3 separate regions of the Homo sapiens genome follow, and regions 1 and 2 are each linked to region 3. The links are chromatin contacts, found by Hi-C or POLR2A ChIA-PET in ENCODE. All regions are on one chromosome and are shown on one strand. Each heading gives the region's core, a stretch centred on a gene start or an enhancer-like site at or near the end of the contact. The rest is flanking DNA. Distances are from core to core; before and after follow the strand shown. Region 1 overlaps INSR (insulin receptor). Region 2 overlaps INSR (insulin receptor). Region 3 has its middle 14 kb from the start of TNFSF9.

Region 1 (2,700 bases), core at 1-2,500, 670 kb before region 3:
CCGCAACTTCTACCTGGACGGCAGGTGTGTGGAGACCTGCCCGCCCCCGTACTACCACTTCCAGGACTGGCGCTGTGTGAACTTCAGCTTCTGCCAGGACCTGCACCACAAATGCAAGAACTCGCGGAGGCAGGGCTGCCACCAGTACGTCATTCACAACAACAAGTGCATCCCTGAGTGTCCCTCCGGGTACACGATGAATTCCAGCAAGTGAGTTCTGGATGTGGGTCTGGGGGGCAGCCGAGAGGAGAAGGAACGTGGGGTTGGTTGTGACGATGCCGCTTGTTAAAACTGTGTGCAAACCCAGGGTTAATTGGCTATGAGTGAGGTCTCTGCTCTCAGATGCTACTTTTGCACCCTGTTTTGGTCCTGGGCTTGGGAGTGGGAGTTGACTACCTTTTTCTCTAAAGGACCAGATAGTATATACTTCTGGCATTGTGCCCACCATTCTTTTTTTTTTTTTTTGAGATGGAGTCTTGCCGCAAGACTCCCAAGCTGGAGTGCAGTGGCACGAACCTGGCTCACTGCAACCTCTGCCTCCTGGGTTCAAGCGATTTTCCTGCCTCAGCCTCCCAAGCAGCTGGGACTGCAGGTGCCTGCCACCATGCCCGGCTAATTTTTGTATTTTTAATAGAGACAGGGTTTCGCCATGTTGGTCAGGCTGGTCTCGAACTCCCAACCTCAGGTGGTCCACCTGCCTTGGCCTCTCAAAGTGCTGTGATTGCAGGTGTGAGCCACCGCACCCAGTCTGGCATTGTGGACCTCAGTTCTAAGCTTTCTGTGGTTGGCTTCAGAACAAGAAAATATAATAAGGACAGAGTCCTTGGTTTTCCCTAAAATCCTCCACGTGGCCTGTCCTCACTGATGTAGCTTCATCATTGTCACATAAAGGATATACCAAGGTCTTTCGTGTCTTCCCTGACCTGTAGCCTGGTGGTGTGCCAAGATTAGCCCAGAACATACTGTCTCCAGGAGGAAGAGACTCGCTTCTGCATTATTCTCAGGGCTTTGCTGTTCTCTGAAGGACAGTATAATCAAACCATTTCCTGCCGTTTGGGTGAGAAATAGCAGGGTTTTCTCTCTTCGACAGAGTCAGATTTCCTACGCACATCGCAGACTTTCTGTTCGTACTGTGAGCTTCTTCCATGAGCTATTTTGGGGCCGTAACTGAGTTGCAAAAATCTGTTTCCTGGTTTTTGTATTGAGGTTTTATGTTTTGTTTTAAAACACACACACACACACACACACACACACACACACACCACAAAACAACACAAAAACAAATCAGAAACAGACACACATCAAGAGGCCTTGAGCTGACCTGCTTACGTAAAGTATCTTCCTCTTCAGACTTGAGAATTAGCCAAGCGAGAGTGTTGGGGTGGGAAATTGTATTTCCCTGGGTGGAGAGGGCGGGAAGGAAAACAAGCTGTAATTTCAGTTCTTATGACTCTTTCTTTGAGTGTTTGTGAAACCTGCAAGTACAATATGTTTTGTTTTGCTCGTTGTTGATAAAAACCTACCAAAAAAACCTTTTGGCTTTATTGACCAAAAGGGTCTATAAATCACCTTTTCATACCAGACAGACTTTTGTTTTAGGTTTTTTTTTTTTTTTTTGGCCAGTGTATTCCCAAGATTGAGGAAATGACCATATTCCTTTTGATTCATTTCTTTCTTTTTAAAATCACAATTGAAATAAAAAAAATGGGTTAATATCTTCTGGCAAGATGTTTGTTTAAAAGACATTGGCCTTAAATAAAAGGCATTTTTCCCTCACCTTAACAATGGCCTGAGAAATATAGCAACCTCCTTTGATTTTCTCACTGATGATGCGGGAGATGCTAAAACAGAAACCCTGAGAAATTGACCGCACATCCTTGGTATCTGGGACCTTTCCTGAACGGAAGAAAACAAAGGAGAGGGGGGTGCATTGTCACCGTATTTTATTGCGTAGGTTTAAAAAAATTAATATTTTTATTTCTGAAGCTTTTAATTAATTAATTTATTTATTTTGAGACAGAGCCTCACTCTGTCACCCAGGCTGGAGTGCAGTGGCATGATCTCAGCTCACTGCAACCTCTGCCTTCCAGGTTCAAGCCATTCTCCTGCCTCAGCCTCCCAAGTAGCTGGGATTACAGGTGTGAGGCAGCAAGCCTGGCCAATTTTTTTTTGTTTGTGCTTTTGTTTTTTTGAGATGGAGTTTCATTCTTGTTGCCCAGACTGAAGTGCAATGGTGCGATCTTGGCTCACTGCAACTCAGCCTCCCGGGTTCAAGTGATTCTCCTGCCTTAGCCTCTAAGTAGCTGGGATTACAGACATCTGTCACCATACCCAGCTAAATTTTTCTTGTATTTTTAGTAGAGACCGGGTTTCATCATGTTGGCCAGGCTGGTCTTGAACTCCTGACCTCAAGTGATCCACCCACCTCGGCCTCCCAAAGTGCTGGGATTACAGGCATGAGCCACCGCACCTGGCCTGAAGCTTTTCTTTTTATCTTATGAAAGACTTAATCGTACTGTGGCATTTTCTAATGTGGTTTGATATCAAATAGGGCCAGATGTTTTCTTCCATTCTGGTGGCTTATCTGGGAAGGAGTTCTTGATGTTTTCAGAGCAGAGTTCTGGGAACCCATGTTAAAAGGCCTTGGCCAGGCACAGTGGCTTATGCCTGTAATCCCAGCACTTTGGGAGGCCGAAGTGG
Region 2 (2,700 bases), core at 27-2,526, 690 kb before region 3:
CAAAACATGACTTTTATGGAGTTGAGCTCAACGTTTGCATACACATGAGGAGCAGAAGCTGGAGGTTTCAAATAAATATCTGGCTTCTGCAGGCTGCCTGGAGAGAGGTGAGAGCGATGCATTGGTCACCCAGCCTGGAGTGCAGTGGTGTGATCACAGCTCACTGCAGCCTTGACCTTCTGGGCACAAGCAATCCTCCTGCTTCAGCTTCCTGAGTAGCTGGGACCACAGGTGTGTGCCACTATGCCCAGCTAATTTTATTTATTTATTTAGAGATGGAATCTTGCTCTGTCGCCCAGGCTGGAATGCAGTGGCACAATCTTGGCTCACTGCAACCTCTGCCTCCTGGGTTCAAGCAGTTCCCATGCCTCAGCCTCCTGAGTAGCTGGGATCACAGGCATGTGCCACTATGCCCAGCTAATTTTTTTTTTTAATGGAGTCTTGCTCTGTTGCCAGGCTGGAATGCAGTGGCGCCATCTTGGCTCACTGCAACTTCCAACTCCCCTGTTCAAGCGATTCTCCTGCTTCTGCCTCTCGAGTAGCTGGGATTACAGGCACGCGCCACCATGCCCAGCTAATTTTTGTATTTTTAGTAGAGAGGGGGTTTCGCATGTTGGCCAGGATGGTCTCGATTTCCTGACCTCGTGATCCGCCCACTTCGGCCTCCCAAAGTGCTGGGATTACAGGCGTGAGCCACTGCGCCCAGCCTAATTTTTGTACCCCTAGCCGAGACAGGGTTTTGCCATGTTATCTAAGCTGGTCTCGAGCTCCTGGGCTCAAGCGATCCACCCGCCTGGGCCTCCCAAAGTGCTGGGATTACAGGTGTGAGCCACTGCGCCCGGCCACAGCTGTTGTTTTCTCACTGGCTTGAGAATTGTTCTCTTAAGCTGGTCAAGGTTATGACGGTTTGTGTGGCCTGTGCACGTGTGTGTGGTCAAATCCCATTTTTCTAAAGCAAAGTTTCTATTTGGGTATCTGCTGTTTAATTTTTCAGGGATTTTTTTTTTCCGGTTGCTAAGGAAAGTACATTAAATTTTATCTTTGTATCCTGTAGAACTCTTTGTGAATAATACACGGCCAGAGGGAAGATAGGCTGAGGAAACAGATAGGAAGGAAGTTCAAGGGGGGGATTTCTATGTGAGAACCAAGAAACACCTTTGATCTTTAGATTTCAAAGTGGGAAGTTCAAGGTGAGGTGGGCGTGGAATTAGGAGTAAACCCAAGAAGAGCGAGTGGGCGGTTCCTCCTGGCAGCCACAGAATAGTTACGTGGCATGAGGTCAGTAGCATCTCAGAGGGTGTTGTTGTCTTTGACTTAGATGAGTTCCAAGAAGCAGAAGTTCGTGAGCCAAACACGAGGTGGTTTTCTGGGGGGTACAAGGGCTGGAAGAGGGGCCAGCTCTTAACCACAAATCCCTTTCCATGCCCAAGGCCAAGCTCCTTGTAACTCTTTTCTTTCTTTGCCTCCCTCCCTCCCTCCCTCCCTCCTTCCCTTCCTTCCTTCCTTCCTTCCTTCCTTCCTTCCTTCCTTTCCTTCCTTCCTTCTCAAACAAGGTCTCACTCTATCACCCAGGCTAGAGTGCAACGGCACAGTCATAGCTCATTGCAGCCTCAAACCCCTGTGCTCAAGTGATCCTCCTGCCTCAGGCCCTCAAGTAGTTTTTAAACTTGTTTGTAGAGATGGGTCTTGCTATATTGCCCAGGCTTGTCTCGAACTTCTGGTCTTAAGCGATCCTCCTGCCTCAGCCTCCCAAAGTGCTGGGATTACAGGTGTGAGCCACTGGCCCGGCCCATTCTCCTTTCTTTAGCCAGGCTAGGGAGACATAAGTGGGGAAACTCATGTTGTTTTTTGAGATGGTTGCTTTATTCTCGTGATATTTTCCCTCTTTCCAACTTCCTTGAGCCCTCCCCAGCCTCCTCTTAGTGTCTGTGTGTGGGTGAGGGGGCTTTGGTATACCTTCTGCTTTGGGTCTCATTCATTTTAATTTTTTATTTTGTTTTGTTTTGTTTTGTTTTGAGATGGAGTCTCACTCTGTTGCCCAGGCTGGAGTGCAGTGGCACCATCTTGGCTCACTGCAACCTCTGCCTCCCGGGTTCAAGCGATTCTCCTGCCTCAGCCTCCCGAGCAGCTGGGGATTACAGGTGCATGCCACCATGCCTGGCTAATTTTTCTATTTTTAGCAGAGACAAGGTTTCACCATGTTGGCCAGGCTGGTCTCGAACTCCCGACCTCAGGTGATCTGCTTGCCTCAGCCTCCCAAAGTGCTGGGGTTACAGGCGTGAACCACCGTGCCTGGCCACGGGTCTCATTCATTTTAGTTGGAGCCCAAATTCACTGGTGGTTCAAGTTCCCAATCATTCTCGGCATTCTATAATCACAGGCCTCAGAGAGTAATGCTCCCAATGGCCCTCAAATTATGGTTTCCTTAGGAGGCTATTAAATCTTGATTTCTGAGAGGAAAATTGGGGATTTTGTGTTTTCCCTTTTAGACTTGAGTGTTCTGTTACTGTGGATGAGCTCTTCTAGAAACTTCCAAGCAGTTTCAAAGGGGATTTAGATGTCATCAGGAAGTGTGGTTGACAACGTGATATTTGGGCTTTAGAAAAACAGCGTGTCACCCGTTTTATTTATTCCTTGATGACTCTTTTTTTGTTTGTTTTTGTTGTGGTCGTTGTTGTTGAGACAGGGTCTCACTCTGCC
Region 3 (2,700 bases), core at 159-2,658:
TCTTTTTGTTTTAACATTAAGCACAGAATCGTGGCCAGCTTTCACACACGCAGAAAGAAACCAGTGGCCAGAGCCACTTGGAGGAAGGAAACTTTTTGTACCTAGTGACATCAAAGGCAGGAAATGGTGTTTCCCTGTTGAGGGCAGTGGAAGGAGGAGTCAGGGTTGGGGAAGACCCAGGCAGACTTGGGGCAGACCCAGCGACCCCTTCCAAGAGCATGAAGAGGCAGCTCACGGTGCTGGGAAGTCAACCCGCTTTGGAAAGGGAATCCCAGCAGGGTAACTACCTGGAAAGGACTTTCCAACTCCCCTGGGGGAGGGACACAAGTAGACACACACAGACACCAGAACACAAAGGGCACACCCATTCTGGACATATACAATCACACAAAACAAGACAGACATACAGACACACCATGCAGACATACACACAATCACACACACACACACACACCTGGACACACAATCATAGATACACAACAACCATCAAAGCTAGCCACAGACCGGGTGCAGTGTCTCACGCCTGTAATCCCAGCACCTTGGGATGCCAAGGCAGTCAGATCACTTGAGGTCAGGAGTCCGAGACCAACCTGGCCAACATGGTGAAACCCTGTCTCTACCAAAAATACAAAAAAAAAAAAAAAAAAAAAATAGCCGGGCGTGGTGGTGAGTGCCTGTAGTCCCAGCTACTAAGGAGGCTGAGATGGGAGACTCGCTTGAACCCGGGAGGCAGAGGTTGCAGTGAGCCAAGATGGCGCCGCTGTACTCCAGCCTGGATGACAGAGTAAGATTCTGCCTCAAAAAAAAAAAAAAAGCTAGCAACAGACACACACAAGGACACAAGAGACATATATTCAGGGCATATAACCAAACACACCGAGACTAGAACACACCAACACAGACACACCATCACACACATACCAAAACAGACATGGAGGTACACAACACACACGTACACGGTTACACACTGAGACAGACACCCAAAGACACAATCGTAGATACACATACATGGCAGGCACCATGGCTAGTCATAGACATAACGCAAGAACACACGTTATGGGCATGCACAATCACACACACAGAGGTCCAGGTCCAATCCTACGACCATCCAAGGTCTGCCCCGCTCCCAGAGGAGTCCCCAGGGACTACCCCTCAGAACACCCAAGTTCCACCCTGTACCCACAGAGGACCACCCAAGATCCACTCCCGCCAGGGAACCCAGGACTCACCCCTCAGACCACCTAGGATCCATCCCCCAAGAGGAAACTCAGGCCCTTCCCTCTGGGGACCTCCCCCTCCCTCCCCTGAGGAACAATCACTCTGGGCCCCTTTTCTCCGCAGCGATACCCAGCTTGGGCAGCGGGCGCCCCCTGGTGGACCTGGAGCCCCAGTCCAGGACTGCACGGAGCTGGGGCCCAGGAGCCAAGGCGCGCGGGGAGTTCCGGTGCTCTAGGACTTGGGAGCATTCACGGCAGAACCGGGGAAGGAAAGAGCGTGGAGACGCGGGAAGGGGAGATGGGAGGCCGGAACTGGATCGGGCAGGGCATTAAGCGCGGGAACAGAACGTCGGAAGCAGGAATGGGTTGGAGGCGGTTGGACCGAAGACCTCCTACTCCCGCACCCCAGCCAGCCCCGCGTCTCCACCCGGCAGGTGCGGCTCCTGGACCGCGGAAGACCCCGGAGGCGGATTCCCAACGAGGCACAGCGAGGGCAGGGTCGGGGAGGTTAGAGTGCTGAGGGTGGGAGGTCTTCGGTCCCACGGCCGAAGCTCGCCTAGTCATGGCTCTCAGCCTGGAAGTAACGCCAAGAAATCGCCCGAGACTGGGAATGCCCAGCGCTCAGCCTGGATGATCACCAGCACCAACGTGGCTTTGGCTCGCGGGTTCAAGAGAAAGATGGGCCCGCCCCTTCCACGACTGATCCTGTCAGTCTACCGAAGCCCCATTCCGCTGTCATCCGCCTCCCACCTCCCTAGCTTCTCCCCAGGCCCCGCCCTCGTACCCATCCGTTTGCCTCTCAGGCTCTGCCCACTCCTCAGTCCTTCCCACTTTCCTGTCATTCTCTCGAGGACCGTCCGCTTCCCCAGCAGACTCCCAGGCCCAGCCCACTCCTCAGTTCCCCTACCCCACGGTCATTCTCCCTAGACTCCGCCCACTTCATAGTTATTTGTCTCCCAGCCCTTGCTAACTCCTTAGTCCCTCCCACTTCCCTGTCATTCTCCCCAGGCCCCGCCCACTTCCCCTGCTGTCCGCTCCAGGCCCTTCCCACGCCACAGTTCCTCCCAATATTATCTCCAGGCCCCGCCCACTTCCCCTGTTATCAGCCTCCCAGACCCTGCCCACTCCTCAGTCCCTCACACCTCCCTGTCATTCTCCCAGGCCCCGCCCATTTCCCAATCATTAGTGACCTGGGAATAGGGCCTGGAGACTCTTCGTGCCCCACTCTGTTTTCTGCTTTTTTTTTTTTTTTTTTTTTTGGAGACGGAGTTTTGCTCTTGTCGTCCAGGCTGCAGTGCAATGGTGCGATCTCGGCTCACTGCAACCTCCGACTCCCGGGTTCAAGTGATCCTCCTGCCTCAGGCTCCCGAGTAGCTGGGATTACAGACATGCACCACCACGCCCGTCTAATTTTTTTTTTTTATTGTATTATTAGTAAGGACAGGGTTTCACCATGTTGGTCAGGCTGGTCTCGAACTCCTGA

The links. Hi-C counts contacts between places; a loop is a spot of excess contacts on that map. ChIA-PET counts read pairs that join two places held with the same protein, here RNA polymerase II (POLR2A). Pooled maps may share reads with other maps.
Region 1: a pooled map shows a loop between it and region 3 (6-fold over the local background). The contact joins two enhancer-like sites. A Hi-C loop is called at or near these places in 3 of 37 single-sample maps with no recorded cell type and 3 of 50 pooled maps. POLR2A ChIA-PET finds 5 or more read pairs at or near these places in 1 of 52 experiments (BJ).
Region 2: POLR2A ChIA-PET joins it to region 3 with 10 read pairs in activated T-cell. The contact joins two enhancer-like sites. A Hi-C loop is called at or near these places in 1 of 37 single-sample maps with no recorded cell type and 3 of 50 pooled maps. POLR2A ChIA-PET finds 5 or more read pairs at or near these places in 1 of 52 experiments (activated T-cell).

The regions. Positions count from the first base shown.
Region 1 is chr19:7,181,826-7,184,525 of GRCh38, reverse strand. It overlaps INSR (insulin receptor), which reads left to right. Exons shown (of 22, transcript NM_000208.4): 3 at 1-210. Among named protein-coding and RNA genes, the nearest start is that of INSR, 110 kb to the left of the region's middle. Within about 2 kb of position 1,250, at least 26 of the 41 ENCODE cell types and tissues checked have a DNase peak (open chromatin) inside an H3K27ac peak, as active enhancers do.
Region 2 is chr19:7,206,732-7,209,431 of GRCh38, reverse strand. The region is part of intron 2 of INSR (insulin receptor); the gene reads left to right. Among named protein-coding and RNA genes, the nearest start is that of INSR, 86 kb to the left of the region's middle. Within about 2 kb of position 1,276, at least 6 of the 41 ENCODE cell types and tissues checked have a DNase peak (open chromatin) inside an H3K27ac peak, as active enhancers do.
Region 3 is chr19:6,515,724-6,518,423 of GRCh38, reverse strand. No RefSeq gene overlaps it. Among named protein-coding and RNA genes, the nearest start is that of TNFSF9, 14 kb to the left of the region's middle. RefSeq lists enhancers at 181-310, 361-410, 1,752-2,292 and a silencer at 1,721-1,890. Within about 2 kb of position 1,408, at least 32 of the 41 ENCODE cell types and tissues checked have a DNase peak (open chromatin) inside an H3K27ac peak, as active enhancers do.